Regions from separate parts of the Mus musculus genome. Here region 2 is linked to region 1. Evidence: chromatin loops called from intact Hi-C (ENCODE). Cell type or tissue: gastrocnemius. All regions are shown on one strand. Links, peaks and the distances in the headings refer to the core of each region. The heading gives the core; the rest is flanking DNA. Region 1 overlaps Fgl1 (fibrinogen-like protein 1). Region 2 holds the start of Mtus1 (mitochondrial tumor suppressor 1).

The links. Peaks named below come from ENCODE experiments on the same cell type or tissue, not always from the same donor. Only the 100,000 strongest peaks of a DNase experiment are listed, where the experiment ranks them.
Region 2: it touches region 1 in a loop (4-fold over the local background); 5 of 42 quality-filtered maps call a loop at or near these places.

The regions. Positions count from the first base shown.
Region 1 is chr8:41,185,470-41,201,018 of GRCm38, reverse strand. It overlaps Fgl1 (fibrinogen-like protein 1), which reads left to right. Exons shown (of 8, transcript NM_145594.2): 4 at 415-574; 5 at 1,270-1,367; 6 at 3,617-3,705; 7 at 3,874-4,061; 8 at 9,339-9,585. The coding sequence ends at 9,498. Among named protein-coding and RNA genes, the nearest start is that of Fgl1, 22 kb to the left of the region's middle. In gastrocnemius, for the core only: a CTCF peak has its summit at 9,336 (motif pointing right); a DNase peak (open chromatin) is centred at 9,382.
Region 2 is chr8:41,126,111-41,141,659 of GRCm38, reverse strand. It overlaps Mtus1 (mitochondrial tumor suppressor 1), which reads left to right and starts at 7,934. Exons shown (of 14, transcript NM_001005863.2): 1 at 7,934-8,179. In gastrocnemius, for the core only: a CTCF peak has its summit at 7,919 (motif pointing left); DNase peaks (open chromatin) are centred at 7,609, 8,002, 8,352, 8,915 and 1 more place; H3K4me3 peaks cover 2,500 bases; H3K27ac peaks cover 2,500 bases.

The DNA.
Region 1 (15,549 bases), core at 8,105-10,604:
TGTACACCTGCATGTCAGAAGAGGGCATCAGACCACATGATAGATGGTCGTGAGCCACCATGTGCTTGTGGGAATTGAACTCAGGACCTCTGGAAGAAGAGCCAGTTCTCTTAACCACTGAGCCATCCCTCCAGCCCCATAAGTGGTTTGTTTTTAACCTACTTTCTCCAAAAATAATAAATGCTCCTTATTTCATTCATTCCCCCCTTATCATTCCAAACTCATGATCAAGAAGTCAATGGTAATTAAATCATAGCAAAGAAAACAGGATTTTCTGAATATCCACTAGAAGATGCCCAGGACAGCACTTTAAGAACTACTCACGCATTCATTTGCTTTTATCTGTCTCCAGTGATACTGAATCTCAGGAATAAAGACATAATAAATGTTATATTATCTTGTTTTTGTAAACAGATTGTTCAGAGATTTACAATGACGGATTTAAGCAGAGTGGATTTTACAAAATCAAACCTCTTCAGAGCCTGGCAGAATTCTCTGTTTATTGTGACATGTCTGATGGAGGGGGATGGACTGTAATTCAGAGACGATCTGATGGCAGTGAGAACTTTAACAGGTAACTGCTTTTTGTTTTGGGGGCTTTGGGGCAGGGGAGGCTGTGCTTTTCTGCTTTTCATTTTGTTTTGGGTTTTGTCTTTTTTTTCTTGTTTATTTCTTTCTTTTGGTTTTGTTTGGTTTGTTTTATTGAGACATGGTTTCTCTGTATAGTCCTGGTTGTCCTGGAACTTAGTCTGCAGACTGGACTGGCCTCCAATTCAGAGATCCACCTGCCTGTGTCTCCCAGGTGCCAGGATTAAAGGCGTGCACTATCATTGCCTGGCCAACAGATAATTGCTTTTAACAAGTAATTATTTTGGCATAGCATATGTGATATTTGTGAGTTAAACCTTCTTTTTTATTTATTTATTTTATGTATATGAGTACCCTGTAGCTGTCTTTAGACACACCAGAAGAGGACATCAAATCCCATTATAGATGGTTGTGAGCTAACATGTGGTTGCTGGGATTTGAACTCAGGTCCTCTGGAAGAGCAGTCTGTGCTCTTAACCTCTGAGCTATTTCTCTAGCCCGAGTTAAGCCTTCTTATGTCTCAGATTTATTCATGTGACAGAAACATTCTCATTTTTGAGTACCTGAGAATGAGTAAGCTACTCAAGAGAATACTGGAGATGAGAGAGTATGAGGATACTTAAGCACTGCAGGTGTCTGTCTGTATTTTGCTAAAACTAACATTCAGTGTAAACTTTTCAGGGGTTGGAATGACTATGAAAATGGCTTTGGAAACTTTGTCCAAAACAATGGCGAATACTGGCTGGGTAACAAAAACATTAACTTGCTAACTATTCAAGGTAAGGTTTGTGCTGGCGTGCAAGAGGCACATCTTAGACTCAGTCCCCAGTACTATGAAACTAAACCCATGCAGTATTTCCCACTAGATCATAGGCAATAGAAAAAAACTCTGTATCAGTCATTTTTTTTTTTAGATGTAATGATTCTTGCTGAGCCATAATCCCATTTGTAAGATATTGCTTAAAATAGAAAAGTGAAACTAGGTTGGTAGGGAATATTCAGTTTTCTAGTGTATATTTTCTAGTCCTTGAATGGAAATGTGTTGTCAAAAACACTTTTAAAGACTTGAGTGTGTGTGTGTGTGTGTGTGTAAAATTTATCACCACAATAATACCTTGTAATAAGCCACTGAAAGACAGTAGTACTTTTGGGGCTAGAGAAAACTCAGAGCTCAACAGTTTACATTGTTTCACCCAGCACCCACATCAGGTAGGCCATGACTGCCCGTAACTCCAACTCCAGGGAATTCAGTGTTCAATTCTGGCCTCTGAAGGCACACGCACATGTGGCATTACTCACACAGACACCTACATATAGATATAAAAAGAAGAAGTCTTGAAAATGGTGTGGTCTGACCCGACTACCCCAGCATAGCTGTAGCCATTTTGTCCCGTGCCTGCCAGTCACTGACACAGAGAAGTGACTCGGCTCAGAGCAAGGACACGCTGACCACATGCCCTGTTTTGTTCTGAATGTTCTGTATGAAGTTTGCTAATCTTAAGAAGTTCTACAAAGCTTTGTGTAAGACCCATCAAATCAAGGGTCAACAGGAACTGTTAGGTTTGAGTCAGAGCTGACCACCAAGGCAGAACTGCTAGCACCCGGCGTATGGTCTCATTAGTATTGTGTGTGCGTGTGTGTGTGTGTGTGTGTGTGTGTGTGTGTGTGTGTGTGTGTGTGTGTTTTCTTCCTTTATAAGCCTGCTCTGGGAAATGTTTGATGTCACAGTTCAGGTATCCTGAGCTACATCCCTGGTCTGACCAGTATCAGGGTGTGTGTTCAATAAACCATCCCTGTCTAACTGAGATTAGTGTTCTTATGGTTTGTGAAGCAACTCCTAGACCATAACAGAAAGCATAAAATAGATAATTTCATGTAAATTGTGAACCCCTATACAATTCTCCCATACACACTCACTTGCGTTACTACAGAGTCCGATATTTGTATACAGCTTTATGTTTGATAACAACTCATTGGTACTTATTTTTTATATTCTTTGGCCTCCATCCATCCTCCTCCTCACCTTGCTTATAGCTTGAGGCTGCAGTCAGCCCCATCTAGGAACAGTGCTCAGTGTGTTCACACTGGCAGCACACAGGCTTACTGTTCCAGCCCAGCTCAGGCAACTGCTGAAGTCTATTATATTCGAGGTCATCAGTGGGTTTCTGATGACAAGGATATTGGAGATATGAGAGTGGTAGCTGAAGAGGTTGTACAGTCCTGATAGGTCATACCTTCCCCCGTGATCCGTGCTCTCTAAATCTACAAAAGGCTTCCTTTCCCTCAAACTATAAATTATCCTAGTTTTAAGAGGTGTGTGTGTGTGCCAAATATGTAATGTTTATCATGCAATTCTATCTCTTTCATAGATTAATATTTTTTAAGATTTATTCTATGTATATGAGTACACTGTAGCTGTGGTTGTTGGGAATTGATTTTTTTTTTTTTAGGACCTCTGCTCATTCTGGTCATCCCTGATACCTCAGGTCAACTCTGCTCGTTCAGTCCCTGCTTTCTCTGGACCAAAGATTCATTTATTACCTTCCCTCTTCCTCTTTTGACTATTTCAAGACAGGGCTTCTCTGCGTAGCCCTGGCTGTCCTGGAACTCACTCTATAGACCAGGCTGGCTTCAAACTCAATGTCTCTGCCTGTGCTGGTATTAAGGGTGTATGCCAACAATACCAGGCTAGATTTCTTAATCTATTAACTAAAAATACCATCTCTGTTTTTTTTTTAAACAAAGTGAATCATACTATTATTTTGTTTGTATTCTTTACTTAGTAGACTTTTTTCCACTTTACTATTTTGCTGTCATTGTTTTCAAGTAAAATAAACAATAACACATTCACGTTGTATCACAGTAGTGTCACTGTTTATTCTTTGAAAACTGATTCTTGGCTGAAGTAAAACAAACCCACCATTTATTTTTAAGACTAGTCAGTATCATAACATGTATTTAAAAGCCAAACAAACAGAACTACAGTTTCTTACTGTTTCTATTGGCTTTTTGTTTTGTTTTGTTTTAGGAGACTACACTTTAAAAATCGACCTGACAGATTTTGAGAAAAACAGCAGCTTCGCACAATACCAAAGTTTTAAAGTTGGTGATAAAAAGGTACTAAAAATTTTATATAGACAATGTCTTGAGTTAATGTTGAAAATATGCAACTAAGCCCCAAAGTCTGTAGAAATAAAAATATGCAATATAACCTGTTTTGTTTACTGAACGTGTTTTCAAAACGTTTCCCACTGATAGTAAAAAATGACTCCTTTTTTCCTTTAGTCTTTTTATGAACTAAATATTGGAGAATATTCTGGCACAGCTGGAGATTCCCTGTCAGGAACTTTTCATCCTGAAGTACAGTGGTGGGCTAGTCACCAAAGGATGAAGTTCAGCACGTGGGACAGAGATAACGACAATTACCAAGGAAACTGTGCTGAGGAAGAGCAGTCTGGCTGGTGGTTTAACAGGTTGGACACTTTGCGGACCCAGTTGTAATGGCACTAATGATACCTCACTGACGGGCCTTAGCTATAATGAGTGATGTAATGTCGACCTCTGTGATACTGTTAAGTAATCCTCCTTTCTAGAACTCTTCAGCTTTTGAAGGTGCTTCTGAGGACTTGCTCATTGAGTTATGTTAGTGAAGCCTGACCAGTACGGCAGAAAAGCTGGGTGTGTCTGGCGTTTCTGTAACTCCAGCACTTGGAGGCAGAGACAGGAGCATCACCCCAAACTCAACACCTGTCTGGTTCACATACCAAATTCAAGGCTAGCCTGAGCCACTTAGCAAGATCCTGTCTTGAAAACAAACAGACAAACAAACAAACAAACAATTACATGAAAGAAAAAGAAACAAACAACAAACCAAATTCTCCAATAACATGTCATGGAAATAAATCAAACTTTTACTTTTTAAAAAATTATTTATTTATTTTATGTATGTGAGTACACTGTTGCTGTCTTTAGACACACCAGAAGAGAGCATCAGATCTCATTTCAGATGGTTGTGAGACACCATGTGGTTGCTGGGATTTGAACTCAGGACCTCTGGAACAGCAGTCAATGCTCTTAACCCCTGAGTCATCTCTCTAGCCTTCTACTTCTTTTTAAATTTATTTTTATTTTATGTACATTGGTGTTTGGACTGCACATATATCCGTGTTAGGTTGTCAGAAGCTCTGGAACTAGTTACAGACAGGTGTGAGCTGCCATGTGGGTGCTGGGAATTGAACCTGAGTCTTTGGGAGAGAGCAGCCAGTGCTCTTAACTGCTGAGACATCTCTCCAGCCCTCAGAATGCTACTTTTACGAGGATGTTTTTGTTATAAGCAGAACACCACTAGTTGACGGGAGGAAGTAGAGAGCATGCATACAGTAAAGTTAAAAAAATATTATAATAAAGTTAAATGTTAAAGAGAAAGAAAGAGAAAAGGAAAAAGGGAGGAAGGAATTTGTGACACTCAGCTAGCTCTTTTCACTGCCCTATATCTTACAAGATAACCACTGTTACTGCTGTAATTTTAATGCTCCTTTTATTCCATATTAACTTTTTTAAAAATGTATTTATTTTTATTTTATGTATTTGAGTACACTGAAGCTGTACAAATGGTTGTGAGCCTTCATGTGGTTGTTGGGAATTGAATTTTTAGGACCCCTGATCGCTCCAGTCAACTCCACTCTCTCAGTCCCTGATTGTTCCAGCCCAAAGATTTATTAATTAATATACATAAGTAACACTGTAGCTGTCTTCAGATGTACCAGAAAAAGGTGTCAGATCTCATTACTGGTGGTTGTGAGCCACCATGTGGTTGCTGGGATTTGAACTTAAGACCTTCGAAAGAGCAGGCAGTGCTCTTAACCACTGAGCCATCTTGCCAGCTCCCATATTAACTTTTATTAGTTCATTGAATATAAGCCTTTCCAATCTAGGGAAGATTGCTACAATAGTCTTGAAACTTAATCCTACCCCAGCTGCTGTTTATCATCGAGCTCATTCTTTTGAGTGTGGAGAAGCTGGGGGACTGGGTTCTGAGGCTCAAATCCTGAGCCTTGTGGATCATAGGCAAGCACTCTACTATGGAGTACACACACCCTGGCTTCTGATACAAATTTCTTCATTGTATGAACCTGAGATATGCTTCTTTTTTTATTATTATTCTCTGTCCTGTCCCCACCTCCCAGCTTTTGAGACAGAAACTCATGTAGCCCAGGTTGGCAGAATTATAGGCAGAAGCATCCATGCCTGGCTGACTTTAGAGTGGTATATTCAATTCAGATTCAGTGAGTTTAAGATATTACCATCAGTTACAGTAAATTTATACAAGTGTAAAAATAGCAGATTTAGCCGGGCGTGGTGGAATCCTTTAATTCCAGCACTTGGGAGGCAGAGGCAGGCAGATTTCTGAGTTCGAGGCCAGCCTGGTCTACAAAGTGAGTTCCAGGACATCCAGGGCTATACAGAGAAACCATGTCTCGAAAACAAACAAACAAACAAAAATAGCAGATTTCCCCCTGGGTTTTACTTTTCCAAAAGATGAGTCTATTTAACATTTGGCCAGTTATTAGGAAAACAGAGTGCACACACACACACACACACACACACACACACACACACACACACAATGTGAAAGGAAGAGAAGGAAAATCACTTTTTCCTACTGTGAAAACTTGAAACAAAGTGATAATCTTCCCTTGTGGCTTTCTTGTTCTTAAAAAAAAAAGTTCTAAGTAAGCATTATTTAAGACTTACCTACAGATAACAATGTCATCTGTGAACATTCACTAATGTCTGCTTTTGAATAGACTGGAAGACATAACCGTTAACATTACTGAGTTCTGACGTGTGTACTTTGTCCATTTGGTTGATTTTTGGTTGATTGTTCTGTGCCCGAATGGCAGTTGTACACACATTAAGGAAGGCAAATAAATGTTAAGAGCTGACTTTAGAAATAGGGGTTGAGGAGAACAAAACAATTCAGTAGCAGGAGGCACCCACGGACTACTGGTCAACCTAGAGAGAAAATAAATTATTCCAGAAGCCTCGTCTGTACTCTGGTCTTCTGTGTCACATCTAATCTACGTGACTTGTTGGCACTTGTGAGTGTCTCTCGCTACTGAGGCTGGAATTGCAGCGCCCCCCACAGGTTTGTGTATGTATAGTCCAGCCCCACAATAGGTAGGAGCCTAGTCACAGCTGCCCTCCCTGCCTGTGCCCTGTGCCTTTTCCACCGGGAAAGGCTCCAACCCCTGAATCATTTGCCAACATAAGTCCTTCCTCCCGTAAGTTGTTTTTGTATGGCATTTAGTCATAACCAGTAGAAAAATAACGAAAACACTCATTGCTGCCTTGTGGGCCTCCTGTTTAATGCAAGTGTGATTTCCCCTACCTGCTATGCCCCACACCTGCAAGCTACAAGCTGCTTCGTTACCTCCGAGTATCAGTCTCCACTAAGCAGTGTCAAGCCCAGGCTAGAAACTGAAGGCTACTGACACACCCATCCCTGAATGCTAAGTCGTGGGCCTTATGGTCCATTTCTCAATAGGCTCCAAATCAGTCCAAATATGAAAGTTCATATGGCAGACGTCCTCTATATAAAGATATGCCCAAGTATTTATTTATAAAGAGGTTTTTCTTTTTAAATGTTACTTCTCATGGTACTTTGAAAACACAATGAATACTGAAGCCTTGCAGATTTAGGACGCATGGCTCCAATTAGTCCTAACCATTCAAATTAGGATGGCTGCCAGGGTGACCAATAAAAGTAAATCAGAAGCTTAGTGATGGCCCACGCCTACTACTTTGCATTTATGAATGAATTATAGGCTTTTCTGACTCAATATTTTTTCCAGAGTTGTTTTTTTTCCCCCAGAACTGCTTCTGAATATTCTTTTCACAGCCTTCAGGCTGATATGTTTTCATTCATTATAGCAATAAATAAATATACAGTGGCTGGGAGTGGTGGCGCACGCCTTTAATCCCAGCACTTGGGAGGCAGAGGCAGGCGGATTTCTGAGTTCCAGGCCAGCCTGGTCTACAGAGTGAGTTCCAGGACAGCCAGGGCTACACAGAAAAACCCTGTCTTGAAAAACCAAAAAACAAAACAAAACAAAACCAAAAAACCAGTGATTAATATTATATCAGGAAAATTAGAACAAACTGTAACATAGAAGTTTTTGTATGCCAAGGACAGATGAGTGTACTCCAAAGGAGGAAGAAGGAAATATTTGAGTTTTATGATACTCTAACAAACCTATCTAGATTGGTGCCATATATGTAAAAAAATTAACTTGGCAACCCAGACAATAGATTATTTGATGATAGCTGGGGGAGTTTTAAAAGGAGGTTTGGGTCCTGTTTGCTCTTGAAGATGGAAATATTTGATATGGTAACAGTTCAAAGAAGCGATCTGACTAGTGAAAGCCACATCTGACCAGGCCAGCTCAGTCACCTCAACAGGGTGGAGGTGGAAAGATGGGAAAGAAAAAGACAATTAGACAACAGTATAACATGAATGACGACTCCAGCAGGTGCTGAAGCTAAAGCAGGTTTGTTTTTTCCAGTCTGCTTTTATAACAATCTAGGTACATACAAAGAGTAAGCTCAGTCCTGAGGCATAAACAAAGTAATCGATTAACAAGGCAACAATCAAAGTAATCAAACAAGGCAATAAACAAAGTCCTGTGGTCCCTGCATCTAGGGGTTTATCACAATGACCAAAATACAAGGAATGCAATACTTTCCTCAGCTGTATTGACCTGGAGCCTACTTCCTAGTCCTAGCCCAATGTCAAATTCCTGCCGAATTCCTAGAAACAGCCCCCAATGCTCTCCTCACACATCTTGGCTGTAGATTAGAGAACTTGGATGCACCAACTACCCAGGAAGCTGCAGCAGAGCCCCTCCCCCCAGTCTTATTTTGCTAATCATGGCTTCCTGGCCAACCACAAGGTAAATAAACACTGCTCAACTGGGAGGATGTAGGTGAAGTTTACAAAGAAGTTTTTCTTTGCTTTTTTTTTTTTTCCTTCTCCTTTTTGTTTAAAAGCTACTAAGAACTGAAATACTAAGCTAAGCAGTGGTGTCACAGGCCTTTAATCCCAGAGCTTGGGAGACAGAGGCAGGAGGATCTCTGTGTTTGAGGCCAACCTGGTCTACAGAGTGAGTTCCAGGACAGCCAGGGCTACACAGAGAAACTGCCGCTTCAAAAAAAGAAAAATAGGAGCTGGTGAGATGGTTAAGATCGACGACTGCTCTTCCAAAGGTCCTGAGTTCAAATCCCAGCAATCACATGGTGGCTCACAACCATCCATAATGAAATCTGATGCTCTCTTCTGGAGTGTATGAAGACAGCTACAGTGAACTTACATATAATAAATAAATAAATAAATAAATAAATAAATAAATAAATAAATAAATATTTTTTAAGAAAAAAAAACACTCAATAAAAAAAAAAGAAAAATGAAAAAGAAAGGAGAGGGCGGGGGAGGTAGAGGGAAAACTGAAAGAACTGAGTTATTTAATTCTCAACACTCCAAGTGATTTGGGATGGATCGTCACATATACTATGGGACCGAAACTCACCTGTTTAAATAACATTTGGTTGTAGAAAAGTCTCAGGTTTGAGAACATGAAAGTTTTGTGGGAAAATGGCAGAAGTCATTATCTAAAAGTTCTAATCATTTCTTAGCAAGTTTCTCAAGAGTACTTTCCTTCTGATTGCTCTGTTTTCTTCTGTTCTCCCACTAGGTGTCACTCTGCAAACCTGAACGGTGTTTACTACCGTGGTTCCTACAGGGCAGAAACGGATAATGGTGTTGTGTGGTACACCTGGCATGGGTGGTGGTATTCCTTGAAATCTGTGGTTATGAAAATTAGGCCAAGTGATTTTATTCCAAATATTATTTAGTTGCCCTCATTGGGATCTCCTTTCTGTAATTCATCTTGGTTTACTTGAAAATAAATATTTGAAAAAGATATAATTCTGAATAACACACTCATGGCCATGGTAATTGTGTGTGACTTCTCATTCTTCATACTGCCTTTATTACTTAATGTACTTTAAGTTCAGCAGATACACAACATCCACCAAATAAATGCAGATTATGTTAATGTTTACCAAATTGCTATGTGCATACTGATATGAGAAGAGGTTAGAACTGTCTAGAAAACACCACAGACTGATTAACATGATTAACTAATAACCCAAGCTTAAATTTGTAATAATAAATCACATATGCCCGGGTGTGTTTAGTGCACGCCTTTAATCCATGCACTTGGAAGGCAGACACAGGTGGATCTTTGAGTTCAAGGCTGGCTTGGTTTAGAGAGCGAATTTCAGGATAGCCAGGAAAGACTTCACAGAGAAATCTTGTTTAGGGAAAAGAAAACAAACAAACAAAAAAACCAAAATAAACCAATAAATCATATATAACGCGACTGACAGAGAGAGAGAGAGAGAGAGACAAAATCTGGCAAAATATGATGTTTTGTCCAAATCAGCTACATACGTATTACACGTTGGGCTTTGGATTAAAGTCTGTGGCTACAGAGTTAAACTGTTAAGCGCAGTCCAGGCTCTTCAAAGGTATAAGCACTACTCACATGCTCAGGATATTTCTGCTGTTTCCACCTTTCTTCATAGGCCTTATTTTACACATGATGTTGGTTGACAATGGAGAAGTAACCAGAGGCCTCATCTTACTTCATAGGTCAGCCCCTGGGAGAGGTTGCTGCTGCTGAGCTGAGAATTTCTGTATCTGAGTTTTGGTTATAAGGTTAGTGAAAAAAACCAAAAACTCAAATCTAAGTTGTTCGGTACTAGGCAATGAATGGATCTTCTTGAATAACTCTGGATTGGTGTTTTTTAAGTGAAGATAAAAGAAAGATCTTCCAAAAACTATTTGCATGCTAACCCTGGGCCAGGCTCAGAAGATACAGCTTGAGCCCACACAGCTAAGGGAGAAAGGCACAGCAACCACATAAACATGAAATTGTAAGTTGGTTTTTGTTTGTTTGTTTTTGTGTTTTGTTTGTTTGTTTTTTGAGACAGGGTTTCTCTGTATAGTCCTGGTTGTCCTGGAACTCACTTTGTAGACCAGGCTGGCCTCGAACTCAGAAATCTGCCTGCCTCTGCCTCCCAAGTGCTGGGATTAAAGGCGTGTGCCACCACGCCCGGCTTTTGTTTTTATTTTTAACCACAGTGTCTATAATAGGTAGGGCAGCAAGATGGCAGCCTCCTGCTGGTGCAGAGAGAATCACTTTTGTAAGATTACTTTGTCTGAGTAATTTGACATCTTCAACCTATTAGAACTGTGACAAAAATGCCTATCTTCATTCTGTACCTCGAGTCATTCATTTTAGATATATTCAGACAGCAGTACTTTCCTTGGCTCCTGGACTCGTCACTTCTGTCCAAAACACAGTATGCAGACACACTGAGACAGTCCATCATACAGTGACCCCCTTGGATCCCAGCATCCTCACTGTCAGTCAGAACTATAACATACAACTGACATGAAAAGACAAGAGAAATATGGTAAAATAGGTCACCCATCAGTTCCTTGGCCTTCATTCTGGCCTTTGGCTAAAAAGAAAGGATAGTTATAAGAAAAATTATAGAAAAAGTCACCTGCATGAAGGGAGTACTTGAGAGTGAGTGTTCTGCAATGAGACCCGCAGTAAGTTCATGGATGAAATGATGATGTTTTGGAAGAAGGGGCAACTGGTCTTCTGATGATCCTCATTAGATATACTTCTAGCTAATGAATCTGAAGGTGTAGTTGAGAACTTTCACAGTTTCCAAGTTGTAGATGGTAGATACTTGTATACATGACAACCTTGCAAAAGTGATATGTGTTAAACTTGGTATAAATTGTACTAACTGATAGGTAAACATAAAATACTGACACTACTTATAAAGGTCTTAAAAGTTAATAGTGTAAATATTCCTAGAGTTGGTCACGGATCTAAAACAGCAAGTAAATATTTCCTCCCTCCCTCCCTCCCTCCCTCCCTCCCTTCCTTCCTTCTTTCCTTCCTGGGATAGGGAATTTTAAAGACAGGGTTTCTTTGTATAACCGGGGCTGTCCTGGAACTCTGTGTATAGCAGGCTGGCCTTGAACTCACAGAAATTCACCTGACTCTGCCTCCCTAGTGCAGGGATTAAAAATGTATGCCACCACCACCCAGTTTAAAATATTTCAGAAGCTGATAAGTAGAAAGGAGAGATGTGTGCTTTGATGGGTGTATGACGTGAAGCAGGGTCCTGACATGATTGCAGTGGTAGATGGAGTGGCAATCAGAGAGACTTCTTAGAATTTTTGATCTAAGGCCAACACTAGGTATACTAGGGGAAATCATAGCAGGCAGAAGGAACCCTAATGCAAAACACATAAAACAAGGATATGCATAGAAAAAAATGAAGACTACGAAGGTGATATAGTTTACAGGTCCTTAATTCTACATGTTATAGCTGGTTTACAGCTTCCATAATTTTCTTTCTATAGCAGAGTGACCTTGGAGAGGTACTAACTTCTCTGAGCCTTATGTGTTTCATCTATAAAACAGTGTGCCTCACGGGGTTGTTTATAGAGCTGTACAAGGGAGACAACATCATACAAAGCCCAGTGTCAGCCAGCGTTCAGTAAGAGCTGGTGATGGTAAGGAGGCACTGAAGAACAATGCTAGATGTTTTTGAAAGATGTCAAGGTCATGACATGTTATCCTCTAAACTAGTGGTTCTCCACCTGCCTAATGCTGAGAACCTTTAATACATTTCCTCGTGTTGTGGTGACCTCCCACCCCCCAAACATAAAATTATTTCCTCTGTACTTCATAACTGCAATTTTGTTACTGTTCTGAGTCGTAATGTAAATATCTGGTGTGCGGGATATCTGATATGTAACTCCTACCAAAAGGGTTGCAACCCACAGGTTGAGAACCATGACTCCAAACAGTGCTTACCAAGGTCTTTTCCTTCAGTGTCATTCAAATCACCAGGGCTCTTGTAGACATGTAAATTATGATTCAGGGCAGAGCTTAAGATTTTGGTTTTCCAGCCCATGCTTGTATAGCTGCCTAGAACACATAAGAGAAATTCTATCTCAGAAATTTTGATTTTTCTGACAAGCTTCCAGAAGCTGTAGATGTTCCTGGTCTAGGAATGAAGTTCTGAGAAGAAAGGGTATAGGGAAATCAAAGTTTCTTGAGACATTCATGTCTAGTACAAAAAGCTACTGGAACAAATTTAAGAGATAGAAAACTCAACAGATTTCTCAGATCCTTAAAGATGCTAATGTACATTCCAAAGTTCTAGTTCAGAGTACTTCAGTTTCAGGATTATAGATGTCCAAACAAATAGAAATCTATTCGTCTTACTGAACAAGATGGCAGATGATAGTTGTTTGCCAGGCTGAGTTCAAGGGACTGTAGGACAAAGGCTGACATCTCTGCAATAGATCTACACCTCTCCCAAACCCAATTTGTCCACTGTTGTTCTGCCTTTGATTGTTAAAAATTATTAGAAAGTGTTAACATGTTCAATTTATGTCGTATTGACAGACTTGAGCCATATTGTTGAGAATATTCTAGGTGTGGAACAAAGGAATGCATGAACAAACCAAAAGTAATTTGGCAAGATGATTTCTTTTTGCTAAAAGAGGTACATCAGCACAGTCAGCTATTGGATGGATCACAGGGCCCCCAATGGAGGAGCTAGAGAAAGTACCCAAGGAGCTAAAGGGATCTGCAACCCTATATGTGGAACAACAATATGAACTAACCAGTACCCCTGAGCTCGTGTCTCTAGCTGCATATGTAAAAGATGGCCTAGTTGGCCATCATTGGAAAGAGAGGCCCATTGGTCTTGCAAACTTTATATGCCTCAGTACAGGGGAACGCCAGGGCCAAGAAGTGGGAGTGGGTGGGTAGGGGAGTGGGGGGGGGGTGGGGATAAGGGGGAACTTTGGGATAGCATTGGAAATGTAAATGAAGAAAATACCTTTAAAAAAAAAAGAATGAGAAAACTTTGCCAGATACAAAGTTTAAAAAAAAAAAAGAAAGAGAAAAAGAAAAAGAAAAAGAAAAGAGGTATACTGGAACCCAAACTAGGCTAGTGAACACACTTGCCAGAACGGCTTTTGTCTTTTATCCCTGATACAGGCAGTGATTGGGTCTCATCCTATTGGTGGGATCTCAACTTCTCAATGTGATGTGATTGGCTAATCCAAGCAAAAGAAACAGGGTAAGGTTTAGGAAATATGGGCCCCTAAGGGTTAACTACCTTTGGTAGATACAAACCTGTTTCTCACACTATGTTCATTCCATCTCACAGTAAAGACCATGGTAAGGTCAACTACAACTGTACCCCATGTTCCTAGTTGATAAGAGTTCTCTAGAGGATGAGAACCAAGTAGATATTCCTAGTTTAAATGAGAAAAACAAACAAACAAACAAGCCTAGGCCTTAGCAATAAATAGTCATTATAAGTCAAAATCAAATCCAGCAAAGAAAATTCCAAATCTTGCAGCTCTAATGACCAGTGTTGTAAACTTGTAATGTGGTCTTCTAGGCTACAAAGAGCTTGCATAGCAACATCCTTGGAATGTTTCATCTTCCAGCATCCCATGACTTAGATATGATAGTAAAGATAATACACTTGACTTCTAATATGTCAGTTGAGATTACATTAAAATAAAACCATGGATATTTATTTAATGCATGCGCAAGCATATTCTTAACAAACAGAACAAAACCCCTTATGTTAATTATAATCCTCATTGCTGCAACTAGTTATGTGGCCTTAGCTGGTATAACTAACTACCTTCCTCCTACTCACCGTTTTCTTTCATTTCCCTCACCCTCAGCATGCACTTCAGTTGTCTTTACCAGAAGGAGTTGGACATTTGTACTGGCTAATTTTGTGTCAACTTGACACAGCTGTAGTTATCACAGAGAAAGGAGCTTCAGTTGAGGAAATGCCTCCATGAGATCCAACTGTCAGGCATTTTCTCAATTTTCAAGGGAAAGGCCCCTTGTGGATGGGACCATCTCTGGGCTGGTAGTCTTGGTTCTATAAGAGAGCAGGCTGAGCAAGCCAGGGGAAGCAAGCCAGTAAGGAACATCCCTCCATGGCTTCTGCATCAGCTCCTGCTTCCTGCCGTGCTTGAATTCCAGTCCTGACTTCCTTGGTGATGAACAGCAGTATGGAAGTGTAAGCCGAATAAACCCTTTCCTCCCCAAATTGTTTCTTGGTCATGATGTTTGTGCAGGAATAGACACCCTGACTAAGACAAATGTTCTTGGTTATTTACCCTCCTGCCTAGATTGGGCTTGTTTTCTGAAGACACAGGAACACAAGATGCCCTAAAGGTGTTCCCACATTCTAGACACACTCTTTTTTACCTCTGTGTGAAGAAAGAATCCAATGCCCTCCTGGTAAACTGGGTCATTCACACCTCCTAACATAGTTAGTCCCTTGTTTAGTGCAAGAGTATCAGGAGCTCCATAGAGCCAGGAGGGACTCTTAACTTCCAACTCAATGGGATATTTGCTGTGCCCACTGGCAAAATGGCTCCTCCTTCGAGAACTCAAACTTTTTAGGCCTGAAGAACACAGGGCCACAGGAACAGAAAGCATTTTTTTTTCCTAGTGGGTCACTATGGGTGATAGTGAATGGTTCTAAATATTTATTTCTTTAATTTAGAACATAAAAAACATTCCATAGTGGGCTGGCGAGATGGCTCAGCAGGTAAGAGCACTAACTACTCTTCCAAAGGTTCTGAGTTCAAATCCCAGCAACCACCCATAATGAGATCTGATGCCCTCTTCTGGTGCGTTGGAAGTCAGCTACTGTGTTCTTATGTATAATAATAAATATTATATATAATAATAATATTATATATATATTATATATAATAATATTATTATTATATAATAATAAATGAATCTTTGGGCCGGA
Region 2 (15,549 bases), core at 6,536-9,035, 58 kb after region 1:
CAGGAGTGAAGTCATGTTTTCACTTCCCACACATACAACAAAAAGGAGAAAAGAAAAGCTATGCCAGATTCTGTCTCCTTTCAAAGATCTAGGAAAATTATTTCATGTCTAAAAATGTCTAAGAGGGTGGGTGTCTGTGGCAGGAGGATTCTCATGAGTTCAAGAGCACTCTAGGCTATGTCATGAGATTCAGTCTATCTAGCTTTGGCTGGATTGTGATACCTCATTTGAGAAAAAAAATCACAAGCAAAAACATGATCAAGAAATTACCAAGACTAAGTCCCACATAAAATTACAGCCTAGAAGGGTCGGGGATGTAGTTCAGTATGCCTACCATGTGTAAGGATCTGGGTTTGATTCCCAGAACTGATGAATGAATGAGTGAAATGAATGAATGAAGGAATGAATCAGTCAATCAAAAAATAACAAACTGAATATGATCCCTATAGACGAGGAAAAATGCCCAAGGACATTTATAGAATAGAAGAAAATAGTTGCTCCTTATTACACTTTATTATATCTATTAGGCTATAAATTTGCTTCCTGAGGTTTTTCGTTTAAGTGTTGTACAATTCCTAAGGATGAAAGCAATCAGCCCACCTCTCTGGAAGGGCTGCTCGCAGGTACACGCATCTTAGTGGAAGCCTCTGGAGAAGTAACCCGGAACACCCAAGCTCTTAGGATAGATAACTCTGGGTATTTATGCTAAGAGTCATTTTTTCATCAACAGAAAATTCTTTTTACACTAAAGATTGTTAAAGAGAGAAATGGAATTGTTTCTTGCTGCCAGAAGGTAGCTGGTGAGCTATGAGAAGAAAATATGAGATCCGTTTACTTAACTGTGTATTTGAAAAAAAAATTTTTTTTCTATTTTGGTTCATTGGTAGTACACATAGTACACAAAATTTCAGTGACACAAATGCTTTTTCCTAGCGAATGTTTTTTACAGATGAGGAGGTCTAAGTGGACAGACTTAGAGGCCTTCTGTTTGCTGAACTGCACATAGGAAGGGAGGCAGGCTGGCAGCTTTAGTAGGCTGAGAGGAGTGTTGTGGGATAGATGTGAATCTCTCCATAGCCCCAGGTGTGTAGACCAACGAGAATGAAAGTGAATCAATCAGTTCAAAACATTCAGCTAATACGAAAACAATACAAAAATGAACACTAATAATACCTGCATTTCACCCTCCTGGTAATCCCATTAAAGAGCTAAAGAATATACAAGAGAGATTAGGATCTCAGCCAGCGGGTCAATTACCATATATGCAGGTGGCAAAAGTAAATTTTTAAAAAAGATTTATTTATTTTATTTATATGAATACATTGTAGCTATCTTCAGACACAAACCGGAAGAGGGCATCAGATCCTATTATAGATGGTTGTGAGCCACCATGTGGCTGCTGGGAATTGAACTCAGGACCTTTGGATGAGCAGTCAGTGCTCTTAACCTCTGAGCCATCTCTCCAGCCCAAAAGTAAATTTTTCATTTTCAGTGTGGGTCCTTAAGAGTGATAGTATTTTTCTATTTGATTCTCCTGTGTAAGATTTGTGGGTAATTATTTTGTAAATGAATAGGGATTAGTCACAATTTCATAGGTATTTAAAAAGATATCCACAAGTATACATTTCCAGAAGAGATAAATATTTGGTGGGGTTCAGTTTCTGTACTGGATTAATAACCAGCCTTCCCAGTGTCCTAGAATCTCAAAACTAAGATCAACTTACTTTCTTGTAACTTGTTTGGTACTAATTTACAAAGTAGGCTCACTGTATTTTAATTTAGGCAAATTCAGTCTATATTGATGTATTGAGAAAATAATAATGATGTTGAGGTTTGGATGAGAATGGCCCCATAAGGCTCATATGTTTGAATGCTTGGTCTAGTGGGCTAGTGGAATTGTTTGGGAAGGACTAGGGGGCGTGGCCCTGAGGCACTATAGGTGGTCTTTGAGGTTTCAAAGGCTTCATCAGGCTCTGTATAGTTCTCTCTACCTCCTTCCTGGGATCAGAAGTCAACTCTCAGCTACTGCTGCAGCACTATGCCTGTCTTCCTGCTGCCTCATACCCTGCCGTGATGATCATGGACTACTCACTTTGACTGTAAGTAATTAAACACTGCTTTATATGTTGTCTTGGTCATGGTATTTTGTCATGACAGCAGGAGGAAACAAAGATAGATGTTTTCAGTGGCTCTGTTATGAACTGCCTGCCCAAGTTTTGGAGTGATAAAATTTTGAGGAATGCTAGGTAACAGCATGGGGGGCCAGTTGCTGCTCATTGCTGTTTCTGGTTCTTCCTATACAGTTTACTGAGATATAGAGCATTTTGGTCTACCTTACTGAATACCACTTTCGTAGGGAGAGGATTTCAGAGTCAATAATGTATCAAGAGCCATGAATCCTTGGGGCCATCATTGTGCAGGGGCTGATCCCGCACTCACCTGTCCACAGAGAAGCAAGATTGAACTCACTGGGCTTCATGGTTGCTTATACTCTTTTCGGGTGATCAATGATCCAGAAATAGGCTTTAGGGCAGGGTTGAGACACCTCTCGAGTTCGAAAGACCTTTTCATAAGGGCCACCTAAGACCACCAGAAAACAGACATTTACATCATGATTCATAACAATAGAAAAATTACAGGTATGAAGTAGCAATAATTTTATAGTTAGGGGTTACCACAACGTGAGAAATTGTATTAAAGGGTCACATCATTAGGAAGGCTGAGAACCATTGGCTTAGAGTTTAGGGGCAAACTGAAAAGTGACCCTAGCTCTCTGAGGACTTACATTTGGGTGAAAGGAATGAGGGAAGATTCTATGTTGAGCAAATTCAACATGTGTAGGTGGATTGGAATGATCTCAAAGGTATGAGACTTCAACTGTATAGATTTCCTATTCATATATGTCATAAAGCAGAAAGCTCAGAGAAACTGAAAATGAAGCCTCTTTTTAAGGGAACAGTCAATCCACCCAGTTATAGGGAAGCCTGAACAGGCTCCAGTGTGACACAGTTATGACTCATGGTCAAGAGTGGGTTACACAGAGCCGTGTTTTCTTAGTCATGACGTTTTAAGTATTCAAAGTAAACATTTTCAAAGTGTTTGTGGAACAAACTGGTAGCATTACATTTTTCTTAATTTCTTCCTAATATGATGAGACCTGAAGCAGAACTACAGAATAACTTGTTTGTGGGTGAACTAAAATAATGTTGGCATCACGCTAGAGGAACATTTCCTTCTACAGGGTCTATAAATGGCAATCCATGGTGGGGGGGACATGAAAGGGATTCTGAGATGGCCTCAGATCATTTTGATAAGTGTCGCTGTTGCTGTGAGCCTGCAAAAACCCTTCCCTTGAGATGTTTCATTTACAAACTGGCAGACTTTTGAAGGAGAAGCCTGACTCTGATAGGCCCCATTCTGGAACATGCAGAAGAGAATCCAGCCAAATTTGCAAGCCCAAATAAGATTATGTGAGCAGAAACCTAAGACTTGTTAGTAAGTCAGGATCTTTCTTAGACTGGTCAGTTTCTACACCAGACCATTTGGCTTATCATCTTGAGACACAGAAACTAGCCATCTAGGCTATTAATACTATAATAGAATCCAAACATACTTGGAGGGTCTTTTGTTTGTTTTTTTTTTCTTTTTCAATTTCTATAACCAACATTTCTTCAGCACCTATGAAACCACTGGCTGGCAAGTTTGTGGTGTGTTGTAGAAAGCTACTGTTTATTTTCGAGGCAAGAGCATTTTGGGGATGTGATAATATGACTCTGAGCATGACGGAACTTCTGAAGTCTACGTGAAAGAGCTGCTGTCCCTATTCGTATCTATTTATAGCCAAACTCTGATCTTCTAATGCTGCTCTGAGGCTGGGATGAAATTAGCCTGGTTCCTGAAGAGAGCTATCTTTGTCCATGTGTGCATGCTCTGAGGATCGAACTCAGGACCTAGGGCCTCACACTCTGCAGGTAAGTGCTCTACCACTGGGCCACAATATGTTGTCATTTTTTATTTTCTCCTGCCATGCCCCATTCATTAATCTTTATCTGAAAAAGGAAAGTTTTTTTTTTTTTCAGTTTTCCTTCCTTTAAGTAACATCTTTTGAAAATGGCAGTTATAAACGGGTTGGGACACTTGGACACCTTAATTTGTTGCTCAACATTCTATTTACTGTTTTTCCTGCCTTATGTTAAACATGTTTCCTCAATGGGTGATTTTAAGAATTTGCTTTCTTTTGTCTCTTAGAGATGTCCAAATCCCTGCTCAATGGGAAGGTGATAGAAGTAAGTTTAAGAAAGTAACAAAAAAAAGGAGTGAATTGGAGTAAAGAAAAAAAGGACTCCAAGGGAGCCAGGCAGTGGTGGCACACGCCTTTAATCCTAGCACTTGGGAGGCAGAGGCAGGCAGATTTCTAAGTTCAAGGCCAGCCTGGTCTACAGAGTGAGTTCCAGGACAGCCAGGGCTATTCAGAGAAACTCTGTCTTGAAAAAAAAAAAAAAAAAAGGACTTCAAGGGACTCCTGGAGTTTAGCCCTTGAGAATTAACCCCTTCTGATGTAATGTGACCCTGGGGAAACAGGCTCAAGCCTTACTGCAGATGTCAATGCTAGGGAAAGGAATTGACAATCTCACCATTGTCAACAGGATCACAGCACATTTGCTAGACTTTGAGGGTGGAAGTCTTTTTATTTAAATGAACTAGAGAAGAAGCAAAGTTAAAAGCAACTATTTAACATTTTTGCTTCCCCCTGATTAGAGGACAAGCAATATGATCATTTATCTTATTAATGGAAAAACATAGTCATTTAAAAGAAAAAAAAAAGAAAGAAAGAAAAGATTTATTTATTTTATGTATGTGAGTTCACAGTTGCCTGTCTTCAGACACACCAGAAGAGGGCATCGGATCCCATTACAGATGGTTGTGAGCCACCACGTGGTTGCTGGGAATTGAACTCAGGACCTCTGGAAAAACAGTCAGTGCTCCTTACCAGTAAACCATCTCACCACCCCAACATGTTCATTCTTTATGGCCGATCTCAAGTGGGGGAAGCATCTTTAAAATGTCTACTATTAACATGGATCAAAATGTAGAACATGTGAAATTATATTAAATAAAAACTTTCTCTTCAAAATTGACCCTTTGGTGTCTGGACTCCATTTTAAAACACAACCAGCTACATCAATTTCTTGAAGTTTATTTGGGGAGTTTATTTGGGAAGTGTATTTTTACATATTATTTTGTTTATAGGAATAAAATACTATACAATATAAGTATATGGATTTTCTCTGCCTAATAGAAATGGCAACATGCTAGTAGATAATTGTTTTGCACTTAAAAATATGCACACGATGTATCTTAGATTATTTTATAATAATAAAAGATCTGTGTCATTCTTTTTCAAGTCCTCATAGGATTTGTTTTATGATTATGCCATAACTCTTTTTTAAACAAACTCCTTATAATGAGTTCTTCATCAATCAGTATGTTGTTTCTCAATATGTTGTTACTAGACACAAGGCTGACATAAACAAGGCTTTATACTCATGGAAGTTCCGCAGGGTAATATAAGATAAGCTCTCATTGAGGGGTTTCTAGTGAAAATAACCTGTGCATCTTTATTTAATCAGTTAGGATTTTGAATTTCCCTCTATGGAAGTCGCTCTAGGTTACGTTTACATCTGCACTCTGACTGCCTCTCTTCTCATTATACCAACGCCCGGTGGCTATCGCATGTTCTCATCTTTGACACTCTGCCAAGTGAAACAGGGATTTTTAAATAGAGTCTTCAATTTTCATTTTTCCTCCCAGAGGATAAAACATGCTAACTTTTCTTTAGAACAGAACACCACGAAGTTATGCAGAGTTGTCTTCTTATCCTTAATTCTGGACTCTGGAGCAGGTCAGCATTCAAGTTCAGAGGTCAGGAACATGGCTATATGCCCAGAACCAAGAGGGATAGAGAAGCCAATAGGCCTTAGTTCATGACCATTTGGCTGGACAGAGTCTCTGATGATGCCCCCAGATCACTTCTGATTATGGGAATGCAATGAGAAGCTAAGGTTCTGATTTCCACACCTTCAAAAAAGTGACAGTCACATCTGCACCGTGACTGCCTCTAAACTGTGACGTATCTCCAATTACTTCAGTGAGTGGTTGTTTTTTTAAATTTTGTTTTCTTCTTTCAATTTATCTTACAGAAATAAAAAGTAAAACTGATTCCATATTCATACATAGAACTAAGTCGCACAATGGAATGCAGTGGTGGTGGGAATCTGGATGTGTGTGGATTATATTGGGCCAAATCATCGGGGGCACGTGGCTTATAAAGGCTTAAATAATATGTTTAACACAAGGAGGATTTTCCTTAGGGAGGAAGCATGTTGCTAATTAGCATAATTATCTCATGACTTGCCAGAAAAAAACATCCGGGGCTTTTTTTTTTTTTTGGTTTTGTTTTGTTGGGTGCCTTTTGCTCAAGGGAGAATTGTCCGATGGTTTTTAATGCTGTGCCACTTTAAAACTAGTCACATGATTTTTTTCCTAACGTCAGACAGAGTTGATATTACGACAGGGATTTCAAAGATAAGCAAGAGGTGTTATCTACTGGAATATGGAGGGAAAAAAAGGGGGAGTCGGGCCTGCTCGGCTGGGTTTGTGCCTGCCTTGGCTGCCCTCACAGTGTGACCATGTGCAAGTCACTTGGCTTTTCTGAGCTTCGGTTGCCTCACTCAAATAATAGAGATAATAATCTAACCTATTTACAGCAGGGTCTACTTGTGAGCGAAGAATGGATCATTGTTCACGTGAAAGCACTTAAAGCTATAAACAGCAAAGCTATTAGATCATCCAGCATTCGTGGTATAGGCAACCTCTGAAATGCTGCTTCTGCTCCCTCACCCCCACCCCCGTCCCCCGCCTCTGCGCTCCAAGAAATGTACTGAAAATGCTTTTTCAGCAATCCCAGGCCACGTAGTTTTATATATGTATACACACATGCATACATTAAACTTAGAGTTCTGGGTTGTCTGACATGTTCAGGAATGTTTTTATCTGTTACAAGCAGGCTATCAATCTTTAGGGAAAAAACCTTATATTAAAATATGCTTAGTGGAGGCTGAAATTTCCTCAGTTTGATTCAAGAACAAGGACTTTGGCTTTCAAGTGGCCAGACCTAGCTTCTCTTCCTAGCTTCTCCCACTACCCCAACCCCACCCCCATCTGAACTTCTAACAGTCGGAGTGCTGGTTTCTTTAATCTTTAATAGGTGCTCGCTAGTAATCTGCTCGGAAGTCTGAAGACAATATAGGGCGCAGGTGGGACTCTCCGAGAACAATCAGTGCTGCTTCCTTATAAACCCTTACGCTGATAAGCCTGCAACTTCCCCACCTCCCAACTCCAAAGCCCTTCGCGGGACAGGGAATTCTGGCTGCGAGGGGACCCAGGAGGAGCCAATCCTCCCTCTGGCTAGCTAGCCTGTCCGACGGTCCTGGGGCCCCAAAGTTGGGCTTGGCAGAGCTTAGCTTTCCCACCAGGACGTGAATGGTTTGGGGTCGCGCGGGACAGCCAGCCAAGCGCGCAGTCAGCAGCGGTGGCTTTGCGACACACGTGGCAACAGGTGCAGCGCGATCCAGGACGTACGCCCGGGGCTTGTGGCTTATGTTGACGTTTAGCCAGGGAGCCCGACCCGGCTGGCGACCGTAGTGGAGCTCCGCGGGAGTCATCGTGCCTCAAGGAACCCCTGCTCGTCTCTCAGGTTAGTTTTTTTGGGGGGCACTGCCCCTTCTGCCCCCCTCTCCCCCCCGCAACCTGGCCTTTGTCTGGGCTCTAGGAGCCGCCGCGGGCGAGGGGCGAGGCCACCCAGCCCAGGATCCTCCGCCTTCGCTCCTCCCCCTGGCGGCCCGGGGCGGGGAGGCTGGGACGCCCGGGCTCCGGGTTCCCGGTTCCCGCCTGGCCGCCAGGGTGCTGGTGCGGGTTGGGGTCGATCTGCAAGCCCCAGGTACAGACGTCTCCAAGGCAGGACCCGCCGAGGGTGCAGAACGCCGTGGCTCCCCCCAGGGCTGGCTCCCCGGCTCTGCGGGCAAGCGCGGAGTGGATCCCATTCCGTCGCCCATCCCGGCCGCGGTGGGGACCTCCGGAGAACGAGGAGCTGGGGAGCGGCGACTGCAACGCACTCACGGTGACCGGACTGGCTTTCCGGGGAGGGGGGCGGGTGTCCTAGTGGGTTTCAAAGTAGGAGGAGTGGGGAGGCTGAGCTCACGTGGGACCCGCGGGGCTCCTGCAGGACAGCGGGCTGCAGTTGCTGTCACCTTGAAAGTGACCGAGGCGGTGGGTTTATTGTGGATAAAGGACAACTGTCAAGTTTGCATCCTCGGTGGAAAGCCGCCCACCAAGCGCTGGATTCTGGCTCTGGACCTGGCAGCCTCAGGCTTCCGGCTGGGCGACTTGCCGGGGTCCATTCCCACTAAGCAGTCAGGGCAGAAAATATGGGAGAAAGGGAATTAGTGCAGTTCCCCAGGTCCTCATGCGGGTTTTACTCCCTGCAGCCTGCGGGTTCTTACAAACTCTAAGGGAAAGCCCACGTTGAGGGTCGCCGTATTGATTACTCAATAGAGGACTTAGCTCGAATTTCCGCGAAGTCTTTGCGCCCCCCCCCCCAACTAGGGTGATCTGTTCACTTTTCACTTGTAAAAGTGACACATTGAATTGTAAACATAGCTTGCATACTGGCACTCACTCTGCAAAATGCTACTTTTAAATTGTCTTGTGTTCTACCAGAGGAAATCCAGTGTATTTTGTTTGTCTTAAAACCAGAGTCTTAGGCAAAACAGGAGGAAAGCGAGCTTTCATGTTCTGCCAGGTGATTGGAGTTCAATCAAGGTATCAAATCACAGCGCGGTGGGGGTGGGAGTGGATTCCGGGGATCCGGAGACAACTTGTGGGAGGGCAAAAAAGAGGTGGGGTCGGGCCCCCGCTAAACATATGACCTCTGTAAGGAATGTTTTACAAATAGGTTATCAGTTTAAATAGTTCATCCCCGTTCTCTCCAGCAATCCCTTTAGGGCAATCTGTACTCTGTTGTGTGGGTGTGTTTAAACTTCTTGTTTACAGATTTATTTCTCAAGAACTGTATCGATAAGAAAAGTTATGCAAGAAAACCTGTTCCTGCCCTGTTTTTTTAAAAAAGGCATAGAATTTAGTTTAAAATACTTTTAAAATGTTGTATCGATCTTCACCTGAACCCTCTCTCCACTGCCCCGGCCCCCCCCCCCCGTGACCCACCCCCTTGTTCAATGGATGGAGCGAAGAGTTTTGTATATACCAAACACCTGGATTATCATTGATAGCTGCCCCAGCCCCTCACCTGTTCCTTTTAAAAACTAGATTTATGTGGGAAACAAATTGTGTTTGGGAGAGGTCTGTACCTTTTAATTAACCGTTAGGAATTCAAGGATAATTTTTGTAGGGTTTAGCTAGGATTGTGAAATTCTGGATAAATTTCTTGTAGACTTTTTGGAAACTAGAGTTACAAGAATTAAGCTTTTAAGAAGCATGTTGATTAGTAACCCTGAGAGCTCTGATTTCAACCGGAATGGACCGCTGATGTATACAGTTTGATACATTCAGGAAAATAAGAGTCAATCCCACCATTTCTCTTTTTCTCCCCTTTGTAAACTATAATGAAAATTCCCCCATTATATAAAGCCTTCAAAATCTTAATAAGTGTTACACATTATATTCTATACACGTGTCGATTTACTTAACCTTGTTTTACAAGCTGATCTTTTCATTTTCAGTTACTGTAATTAAATATGCTATTGCAACCCTTAATCGCTTTTAAAATTTTGTCTGCAAGGTAGGTTTCCTTAGGATAAAGTCCTTGGAAATCACAATTAGTGGTGCAAAAGTTTCTTTTAAAAATATTGAACTTTGGTCTCCAAAACGCCTTAGTCAAACTAAGCAGACCAGAACTGGCTCTTGTGTTACCGTCTTTCTAACACCCTTAAAAGGAAGTAGTATTGCCAGCTTTATAGGTGAAGAGTGCAATCTTGGTATTTATGTTTCCATTTCTAGGATTGCAAATGTTATCAAGTACCCCACATGGGTTTCTAGTTCCTTTTCTTGTTTTCTTTTCATTTTGAGACAGGGTTTCTTTGTGTAGCCTTGACTATCTTCAAATTTGTCCTGTAAACCAGGCTGGCCTTGAACTCAGAGATCTGCTTGCCTCTGCCTCCCAAGTGCTGGGATTAAAGGCATGTGCTACTACATCGGGATAGTTTTCCTTTTATTTCAGTGTAGCATCACATTTTCCTCTTGGGATATTGGCATTTTTCTACTTATAAAAACCTCCTCCAGGCCGTTGGGTTGGCATACATCTGTTCATACTGCAAATATTTTTCTCAATTTGTGTTTGCCCTGTAAACACATTTATAGATGTGTTGACTTCCAGAAGTGTACTTCAGTGTTGTCAAACATGTTGGTTTTTCCCAAAATGGATGTTTAGTAGTTCTGAGTCACAGTTTAGGAACCACATATGGCTGTCACTTCTGGAACTATGACTACAACTTCTATGTTCTGCAGTAGCTGCTGTTGTGCAATTTTTTTTTCCTTTTGCACATGTTAATGACAAATTGTGGAGAATGGTATATGTCATTAGGACGGTCTTAGGGCTTGGAGAAATGGCACAGTCTGCTTCTTCCAGAAGATCTGGGTTTAGTTTCCAGCCCCCACATCAGGAAGCTTACAGATTGCCTGTAACTCCAGCTCCCTAGGGAACTAGTGTCCTCTTTGGGCCCTTTGTATGCACCTGCACTCAATCAGATCAGAACACTTAGGGAAACTGTATATAAATGTTGGGTGAGGGTTTTCCTGATTCTTTGGGACCTGAGGAATCTTGAAACCATCTATTTAATCTTTAGGACATTTTTTTCATATCTCTTTCTGTCCAGAAAGCCCTGCAATCACTCTAAAAGCTTGAGTTGAACCCATCCATAGAATGTGTCCATAAGCTTATCATGTCTTGCCTTGCCCTACCCTAAAGCTGAGAAAATGATCAAGACAATCTTGAATCTAGGTGTTTGTAGTGCTTTAAACCTCTATCAGATGATTCCATGTTTGTATCTTTTCAGTGACAACACTCCACAGATCTGTGTTTCCTAGTATTCTGGGGGAAACCTTTTTAATTCATTGGCTATCTTATCAGCATGGCTGTGTCGTCTGTGAGCTTTTGAATTCATTGATGAATATTTTAATGTGTTCTTTGCTACCAATAGAGCCAACAACTCAAAAGTTCAGAGATGTCTTTGAAGAAACTTTTCAATTGGCATCACATTGTTTGGAATTTGTTTTATGTGTATGAATGTTTAGCTTGAATATGTACCACATGCATGTCTGATGTTCATGGAGGTCAGAACAGGGTGTCACATCCCCTGGAACTGGACTTACATGTGGTTGTGAGCCAGCATGTCGTTATTGGAAGCTGAGCCAAGGTCCTCTGTAAGAACCACTGTTAACCACAGACTCTTCTCTCTAGCCCCTTACCTAGCATTTTTATGGTATCCAAAGAGGTAACATTGTGTGTATGATCCAAAATCAAGTAGTAGCCATTGGCTTGGAAAGAGACAGCATTCTCCTCCTTATCCAGTAGCTGTGTGGCAATGGACCATGTGTGGTTGGTTAGAGCATGACTACATAGCCAGGTCTCAGGATGTATGCCTGCAGTTGTAGCACTGGGGAGGTAGATGCAGTAAGATCAAGACCAGTGTTGGCTACAGCCTAAAGTGTGGCTAGCTGGGTTTACATGAGTCTTTGTCTCAAAAAGTAAATTGTCAAAGTCTACAGAGAGCTGCAACTTTCACATCTGGTGGGACTGTTCAGAGAACATACCTTTAAAGATTTCTCTGTAACAGCTCAAATGGTTAGAGTTTCAGATGGCCAGCAAATGTTAGTTGATTTGGACTTTCTTGAAATCTCTTGACCAAGTTTGGCCTTCACCTCACAGAGAACTGACAGATTCTGCCTCCACCCTGCTGAGATTAAAGCCAGGTGCCTGAAATCTTGTGCTTAGCCAAGAAATGTAGGTGCTATACAATCAAAACAACAAAGTCTGAGAAACTTAGGTGCTATACAATCAAAACAACAAAATCTGAGAAAAATGTAAATCCCTGGGATTGAAAGTCTTTGGAATTTGCGGCTCTGGGGATTATAAAGTCTACTCTCTTATAGTCCATTTGCAATTTTTGCCATATTTTTTCCCCATTTTTTTGAGGCAGGGTTTCTATGGACCAGGCTGGCCCCCATCTCAGAAATCTTCAAGACTCTGCCTCCTAAGTGTTGGGATCAAAGGTATGTGCTACCATCACCTGGCCCAGATTATTTTTAATATTCATTATTGTAGTTTAGTTTAATACGGAATTGCTGATACGTGTTTTCTTGATGTCCAAATCTATAGTTGATAAGTTTCCCAAATTCTAACACTATTAATAGATTAAGTTATGTTTTTTGAAGGGGGCGAAAACAAACAACAAAAACAACAAAAAAACCTTTGAAGGCTTGAGATAGCTCTGCTCTGGAATCTTGACTCTACTCTGGGTCTCTGAAGACCTTGAGCAAGTTTATCATCAGCCCCCCTTCTTGCATACTGTCCTTAGGCCCTAGGGGTGTGCCACCAAGCTGAGAGTTAAGAATGGCTGTTCAGGGTTTATGTTTGGGCATCCAAAAATGTCTCCATAAAAGGAGATGACACTCAACAGACAGACAGACAATATACAGACATACAGACAGAGCGAGCAAGCACTAGTGCCAGGATATGTTGTCCTCTGAAGAAAAAGAGGATCTGGGAAATGGCTAAGCTAGCCTGAAGTCTTGTTTTATAAAAGCCTGCTTGACAAGCGTGCAGACTTTGGGTGCAGTCTCTATCCTTTGCTTAGGATGGTTCAGTATAATTAGGGATTGAATGTGACTTTCTTTGAAATGTTTGTTTCCAAGCCAAATTTCATAAAAGTTGATGGCAGTTACAGTTTTTGAAATGACTTCAGTGTTTCTTGAAATCAGCTTCCCTTTCTTGTGGGCATTTTTCCCATTATGGCACAAAGTATCGCCTTAGCTTGTTCACTTGGTCCAAGATAAAGAAAAAAAAGTGTGTATTTTGGGATGGCATATTTGGGGTTTTTATCTTTACTTTGTAGAAAAATACAGCAACATTTCTTTTCCTAGACAGTGAGCTAATTTGCTCTAGACTGTGTCTAAAGGTGCTTTACCTAATAGCCTCCAGAGTCCAGAAGTAGGAACATACGGAACGTTAACACAACAAACTCTTTGTCTATTAAGGCCAATCAGTTTACCTAGGATTAACTTAAAAACGATTTTGCTTTGAGGTTATGAAGCTAAATATAATCTTAAAGTCATTTTAAGTTTCTCATAAGCTGCCATTGTTTGCTTAGATATGTCATTGTATATGTGTGTGTGTGTGTGTGTGTGTGTGTGTGTGTGTGTGTGTGTGTGTGTATGTGTATGGGTGTGTGTGTGTAGACTGGGCAGGCTGATGAGCCTCAGTGAGCTGCTTTGGAAAAGATTTCTAGGTCATTGTATACATTAGTGTGCTTTTAATACAGGCTTGAACCTTGAAAAGAAATTGTGTTTTAAGCTTGATGCTGAACTTATTATACTGGAAGTATTAGTCTGAGAGTGGATTGATCGGTTACCCTGATCTCCAGTGAAACCATGCTAAGAAATTTTGTGTACTAAATTGGCCTTGAGAAAGACTCCAGGGGGTGGGGGGAGTATCTATACTTTAACAAGAAGAGGACTAAGTAAGGGTAAAGGTACATTCTTTTGTAAATAACCATGTGTCTGCCAGTGATTGCTAAGTCTGGACTGGTGGGAGTTAGCTTATCTTCTATGCCTTTTGTGCATTGCTTGCTAGCTTGGCAATATTTAACTTGGGTGTTATTTACACATTCACCAATTTGGAAGGAAAAAAATCAACATTTGTTCACTTTATTTCAGATAAGCAGTTTACAGGAGATGTTAGACAGTATTTGCTGTCACACAAGGGAAGGGATTAATTTTCATTTTGCTCATCTTGTACTATAAACAAATTGAGATTTTAATTATTTTTATCCTAAGAATATGAGTGTTTGCCTGAATTTGCACCGAGGTCAAAGGATGGCGTCAGATCCCCAGGTACTAGAGTTACAGATGGTTGTAAGTCACCATATGGGTGTTGGGAATCAAACCCTGGTCCTTTGGAAGAACAACTAGTGCTCTTAATCCCTGAGCCATTGCTCCGGGCCCTTGTAAAAATTTTTTTTGATGATTGTTAATGATTCATGGCATTATGTGGGTACCCCGTGTCTACTTAAAACATAACTCAGCCAGCTTGGTGGAATAAAAATAGTCGCCAACAGAGACCTAAGCAATCTAAGAGATATCATTCAAACATAGACACCCCCTCCTGTCTCCCCCATCTCTGTGAAACTGATTGAGTTGTATTTACTAGAATACTAGCTAAACTTGTACTATATATGTCTTACCTTTTATTATATAGTAGACTCCTACGTTGACATCATCTTATTCTTAGGCATGTTACATAGTTGAAATTTGTTTGCCTACCACTACTAACTTAATCCTGTAGATTCGAACTCGGGATTGCAGGAGGTCCAGCTTGCTGTTGAGTAACCAGGTTTGGAGACATGAAAAAAGAATGGGTTAGATAGGGCTGAGTCAGGATCTCTTGACTATGAAAACCGAGCTTGCTTTCATTAGGTGCTCAGTCTATAGAGTCCACATGTGGAACCAAGCCATTTATATGTGTAGTTGGAATTATTTTTTCCATGCTGTATTCTAGAGAAAAAGGCTCGAAGAAAATCCCTGCTGTTAAAATGCTGTATTTAGTTTTGACCAGTTTCAAGCCCTATTAGGAGCTCACCCTGTTGCCAGAACACTGCTAAGTAAAGGGACAGAGATTCAGAAGGGATTTGGCCTCAGTTCTCAGAGTGTGTTAGTATTTATGTTGCTACAAATACTCTCATTCTCATAAATTGTTTAACAAGTAATTTGTTATAGTCTCCACTATGTTGGAAACTATGTCTGTTGTCTTGAGCGAGGTTTGGTAAGAAATGTGGTATCTAAAGAATCTTTGCTGAGCTTAGTCACCCAGTTACTCAGGAGCCTGAGACACGAGGATTATAAATTCAAGGCCAGGCTATGCAAGCCAGTGAGCCCCTGCCTTGGAAGTAAAAGGATAAAGGTGAGATGGGAGTATTATTTATGGCTCAGTGGTAGAGCAGTTGCCTAATAAGTCTGCAGATCCTGCATTCAATCCCAAGATCCCACCCCCTGAAAATAGTTCCTTATTTCTTTTCTCTTATTTATTTCTTGAGACAAGAGTATCACTGTGTCAACTTGACTGGCCTGGAACTTGCTATGGAGACCAAGTTTGGCCTTGACCTCACCGAGAACCCTCTGATTCTGCCTCCACACTGCTGAGATTAAAGCCAGGTGCCACCACCTGCGGCACACATAGTTCTTAAAAAAAAAAAAAATTCT